Linked DNA regions of Mus musculus: region 1 is linked to region 2. Evidence: chromatin loops called from intact Hi-C (ENCODE). Cell type or tissue: heart. All regions are shown on one strand. Links, peaks and the distances in the headings refer to the core of each region. The heading gives the core; the rest is flanking DNA. Region 1 overlaps 9530026P05Rik (RIKEN cDNA 9530026P05 gene). Region 2 overlaps 9530026P05Rik (RIKEN cDNA 9530026P05 gene).

What was found. Hi-C counts contacts between places; a loop is a spot of excess contacts. Peaks named below come from ENCODE experiments on the same cell type or tissue, not always from the same donor. Only the 100,000 strongest peaks of a DNase experiment are listed, where the experiment ranks them.
Region 1: it touches region 2 in a loop (1.9-fold over the local background); 3 of 42 quality-filtered maps call a loop at or near these places.

What each region holds. Positions count from the first base shown.
Region 1 is chr6:92,987,209-92,990,120 of GRCm38, reverse strand. The region is part of intron 1 of 9530026P05Rik (RIKEN cDNA 9530026P05 gene); the gene reads right to left. Among named protein-coding and RNA genes, the nearest start is that of Adamts9, 45 kb to the right of the region's middle. In heart, for the core only: no CTCF peak of the experiment used is centred there; DNase peaks (open chromatin) are centred at 1,650 and 2,100; H3K27ac peaks cover 2,123 bases.
Region 2 is chr6:93,065,035-93,067,946 of GRCm38, reverse strand. All of the region lies in intron 1 of 9530026P05Rik (RIKEN cDNA 9530026P05 gene), which reads right to left. Among named protein-coding and RNA genes, the nearest start is that of Adamts9, 120 kb to the right of the region's middle. In heart, for the core only: no CTCF peak of the experiment used is centred there; DNase peaks (open chromatin) are centred at 1,536 and 2,386; H3K27ac peaks cover 1,256 bases.

The DNA.
Region 1 (2,912 bases), core at 269-2,768, 78 kb after region 2:
TAGCCCCGGTCCCCTAGGCAGAATAACAAGTACAACAGATCAGCTGAGCCAAGCCTCTTCTGGACCTCCTACCATCTAGAAAATTCCCGAAACTGGCTATTTACTTTAAGGTACCCTGGGAAGTGTAAGGAGATGTGGGAAATGGTGGGCTTTTAAAAAACATTACCTCCAGACAAGAAGGCGTCGGGAGTGCTAAGCTTTTCCACTGCCCTGAAGAATGAGAAGAATGAGGAGACTTGGCTGGGGAAGGTCAGATGTTGTAAACTTAATGCTGTCCTCTGAAACTCAACGTGAATATACTGGGACAGACCTTTAAGGACGTAGATGCAATTAAAGGAGGTATTAAGGACAGAGCCCCTAATCCAATGGGGGCAGTAACCTTGCAAGAAGGGCCAAAGATACAAGAGTAAACATACGGAAAGGGAAACGAGGGCCACCCACAAGGCAGGCAGAGAGAACTCAGGAGAAGACAGACATAACTGTTGAAGCCAGTTCCTCAGTAGGATTGTGTTAGAGCAGTCCTAGCATGGCCACAGGGGGTATATCGTGGTCTCAGTAAGGGATGACAATTCTCAATGAGTGAGGAACAGTTTGATAGCAAAAAATCATAGGGAAAAGAAAGTGCCTTTGGTGGTCATGTATCCAACTAAGTTGTTACCCCCAGAAATATTATGTCTCAGAGGTCTTCTACATGTCTTACTGGTTTATATATTATCAGATTTCAGAACTGGGTGTCTTTCAGCAAGAGGAACTCAGGAGGTCTGTGACTTGTCCCTACTTCTAAATGTGCAAAGCACAGAGCTTAACTTCCACTTCAGGGCAGCCCAGTGTTTCAACAACCAGACTCTCTCTCTCCCTCCCATCTCTTCCCCTCCCTTTGTACCTCCCTGAAGGTTGCTTTGAAGCTCTGAAAAAGCTCTACCCAGGCTTTAAAATAAAACCCTCCCCACCCATCCACTCTTAGCTAGTGCCTGTCAGAAAGTGGCATAAAAATGCATTACACATAGCAGTAGAGAGAACGCTGAGGTCTATGTCCCCTCCTGTTTTCTAGTCTCCCTACAGACTGTCAGTTCTCCCACTGGTTCGCAATCACACCCTTCCTGGAATCCCCGGCTTGAGACCCGCTTTAAGGAAGAATATAAACCAAAATATTGAAAATCTTAAATAGATTTTCCCAATCTTTCTAATTCTACTTTCCTTATCAGTAAAAACGAGGCTATGCGATCACTTATAGAAAGTCAAATATGAGGACATATTTGACGTGATGTTAATCTAATACCCAGCGTTACTCTTGGTGATGACGATGCTTTGAGCTAAACCACTTCCTCTGTACAAAAATCTCTGATGGTTGGGCAAGCACACATAGGGTTCATGTGACCGGTCAAGCTCTTCCTGAAGACACAGGTTATTGTCCAATAAAAGGCAGCAGATACCACTAAATGCAGATCCACGGAGCGGATAGATTTATTGTGTCCACTCTCCCTCAAACTGTCACGTCCCAAATCAGAAGACTCCATCCTGAGCCACAAGTCCCGTCTGAAGGACGCCATGGCTCCTGAGTTCCTGGTTAACACGCTGGGCTGGAGCCTGCTGCGTGCTTGACCCCAGGAAACTGTCCCTGATCTGAAGGAGGAAAAGTGTCAAGGAAGTGAGGCAGACAATTAGAAAAGCATCACTTCCCCGCAGCAGCGGAGTAGAGGGAGCATGACTTCATTTGTGAGGAAGCTTGCCTTCTCTCCCGTCATAGGGAAATCTGTTCACACTGAACCCTGCCCTCCCCGTGACAGTCAATAAGTACAAAAAAAAAAAAAAAAAAAAACCCTTTAAAACAAGCTTCCTCCTCAGGACGCACGCTCTGTGTGCTTTGGCTTTTCCTGTTCTTATTTAAAGGTTCCCCAGAGTTCTCCTCAGTCACGACTTACCCTCAAAACATTCAGGGGTCTCTGAGGGAAAAACTGGATACCACAGTGTGCTCCAGGGACTCAGTAGACCCCCCTATCCATGTAGAAGGACTCCTTCAGCCCCAAGGTGAAGCAGCCTAAGATGTTAAGAGCTGTACTCTGGATCGGGGCCAGGCCAGGAATAACAACAAAGCTGAAATTAACTTGGAGGACTTTTGAGTGGATGTGACTATTTTTGAACCCAAGAACATCTCAACAGCTACATGAGACACTATTGGAGAAACCCCCTTTTTGGTAGTGTTGTCTTCTTGTTCTGCAGTAGGATGTCAGTGGCGGGGACATTTCCTATTAGAAAATCACAGAGCGCCATGTGGCACTTGGAGAAGCTTGAAAGGCTGCTCTGGTTGAAATGCTAACATTTCTCTTTCCAGGGGAAAATAGTTTCGTTCTCGTATCTTATTGGGTCAACACAATTAAAACGGTTTGTGCCACAGTCTTTCTGGTCATGGGGCATAAATTCTTAGCAATTTATCCTTGCATGCGAGGGTTTCTAGATAGTCTGGGAATGTGTATGGTAGGAATAGATCGTGCTGGTGGTAAGTCGCCCAGTCACACCCTCTCACGGTCTCAGTTTCTCCTGTTCCCACTGCAAGCTCCTCCCATCTTCTGGCAGCTCACATTCCTATCACAGAGCATGCGCTCAAGCCAGGTGAATTCTGGGATTAAAAGGAACCTCGTGATTCTTCTTTTCCTAAGAAAAAGAACATAAGGAACAGCCGCAGTGAGGCAGGCACAGTCTGTGCTCCATGGGCTCAAAAGAGAAAAGAAAAGAATGGGGTTCAGATACGAGGCTCGCCATATCCTAAAGGCAGGACTGTGAACAGTGCTTTTCTCACATCAAGCAATTCAAAGATCTACTCCATAAGCCTTCTAAAGATTAAGTGGTAAAATTCACACAAATACGGCCCAGAGTCTGGGACTTGGTCACTCTTAAAGTGGTTATTTGCCTTC
Region 2 (2,912 bases), core at 186-2,685:
ATTCCAGGCACAGTGAACACTGCTAACAACATTCTAGTGAGGATGAAGACGAAAAGAATAACATTACCAGTAGCAACCAACTTTCACAGGTCAGCTACCGTGCTAGCTGGACTACTCCTTCAGCCATCCAGTCACACTGGGGTAAACACAAGAAGCACCCATGTCCTCATTATACTTGACAATTAAAGTGGTCAAATCACTACCTAAGGCCAGCACATGTCAGAGGTGAGGTCTGAAGCCTGGGATATGATCTTAAATTTTGATTTCTTTAATCAATTTAAAAATCTTATTTTGGCATCACCAGAAACAAAACGACAGTCCCACAATAGTCTACACAAAGCATTTGCTGATGTAAGCATGTTCTTATTTCTGAACCTGGAACAGAACCGAGGAACTTGATATAGTTTTAACAAAATATATTAGTAAGATGCTCCAAATGTCATAACACACATAAGAGGACATTCTATTCCTTAGGTTGGGAGGGTGATGGAGACTTACTTATAGAGGGTATTTTCAGAAGGACTTAAAGACTAAGAGCCTGCCAGACAGAAACTAAAGGAAGTACGCCAAAGACCACACAGACAACAATAAAAGTCTGCAGTATTCTGACAAAATAAATGCCTAGCCTCGATCGCTAATCCTAATGATTTAAGTGAACTGAAATCACTTACAGGTTTTTTTTTTTCCTTCAACAAACTAAGGAGGCAGCCAAGTCCTGGGGCTTCTGTTGAGCTGAAAATTTGCATTTCTAGTGAATTCTCATGTGCAGCTTTGGACTACTCTTTGCTGAGAGCCTGTGCCCCAAACCAAAGACCTGTCTGGAACCCCCCACTGCTAGTGTGTATACAGGAGGGAGATGCCAGGGTCACCAAGCCCTGCTCCGAATTTCCCAGAAGACCTGAGGGTTTTTTTGCCTGCTAGGAGCGGTAGTGAAATTTTACTGTTGGTTTTGGGAGCAATTAATACTGAAGCTGTCCAGTGGGAGGAAATAGGAAACCACAGCTTGAGGCTGAGTGGAGAGAACCTAGGATTTTATGGTGTTTCTGTCCCCTCCGTGCCCCTATTCACAGGCGGGTGAGGGCCTGCGGCAAGAGCATTTAGAAACACTAGTTCTTTTGTTGTGGGAGTGAGGAGGGTGTCCGATTTGCAGGGAAACGATGTTTTCACAATTCCTCCTCCAATTTTGAGGCTGGGTCTGCTGACGACAGCTTAGTTTGTGTGTTTGTCTCAAAGGTGCTTCTGCTGACCTCAGCACCCAGCCCGGAGTAAGGAGGGACAGGCAGGAATCCTAGCTGGGAATGAGAGGAGCAAGGCAAAAGTGGGCTCTGTGGATGCAGCTGGGACAAATGAGAGCCTTGGGAAATCCTTCCACTTCTAATTCAATTTCTATGCTTAGTTCTTATTTTCCAGGACGGAAAAAAATCTAGACTCCGAAAGGTCAGCTTCCAATTGTAGACTCTCCCTCTCAGACCACACCCACCGGCTCCCACAAACCCCGGCAGCTCTGAAGGTCACTGCCCAAGAACCGAGGAACAGGAAGAAGCAAGCGCACGGAGTCCTTGTTGTCTTCTTTCCACCAGATTGCTTTGCTAGCTGACAGTAATCAGCTGTGCTAACATTCCGGGCATGTCCCCTCTGCACCCGCCATACTTGGCATGGAGGAAAGGGAAAGAAAGACAGGCATTGGCTTCTAGAGACCAGGAAAAGAGATGAAAGCAAGGCGTTCAGGTTCTGTGTTTCATCTCTGTGTTCATTTGCTGTTATAGTGCCTTGTGGCTCTGCAGGAGTCTTGTGGGAATTTCTAGAAATCTAGTTGGCAGTGCTCCTAGTTACTACACCATTATGTCCCAGAGACACTTAATTCAGGATATTCGTTGTCATACTGTTGACCAAGAAAGAAGAGCCTGACAATTATCTAGAAAAGAAATACTACCAGAGACAGCACGATCTTGGCTCCTCTTCACTGGACACTGAGACTGTTATTCCCCAGATTACAGTGATCCACACTTTCTTTGAGAGTTGGAGTATTTTTTGTCATCGTGTCTATTTCACACAAGAACACAATTAGAGGAGGTTTCCTCAACAGAAGAAGCTGATTAAGTTCACAGATTTATTGTGAAACCATTTGGGAGTCATGGAAAATGAGTTTCACTGCTAAGCTTTTCTTGCTTTAAGTAAAGAGAAAAAAAAAAGGCAAACTGCACCTTGAATTCTCCATCTATAACAGATCATAAAATACCCATAGCCTTCCATGTAATTTACTCATCTCAAGAGAGATGCTGAATGCTTCTTCCAGTCTCTTAGTACTTTCCCAAGAGTTCAGCGATTTTACAGGATACAGCGGGGGATTCTGACCCTGCAGTAGGGTAGGCCAGACAGTGGCAAACTGCCAGGATACATGTCACAATAGAAGGCTGTACTTTGCACAACTTGCAAACTAGTGGGTGGGAGAGCCTTGTTTTATTTGAGTCCCGGGAACGATGCTGTAAATAGGACTGATGTAAACAGAATCCATTTTCAATAGCAACGAAGACCGCATTAATGATGATGCACTTTTGACCCAAATGCCCAAAGTCCTGGAGAAAGAGTCAGAAGCCATACTTCAAAATCCTTGCTTTAATGAAGGTTTCAACACACACAGTTTCAATGTTCATTTATCAAACACATATCTCATGCATGTTTCTTCAGATCTTGGGATTTTAGGGTGGTAAATTTCAATGGTGTTCCATGCCCTGTGCCCCTTCATCCAGAACACTTAACAACCGAATAGAAGAGAACAGGTCATAAAACTGTTCCTGATTTAGGCAGGTTTTGTTTATTTTAAATAAACAAAATTTCAAGAATGCCGAGATAAGCATTATCTCATTTGCTACACAAGCAGTTGAGAGTTGGACTGGTTTGTTGGAATGGAC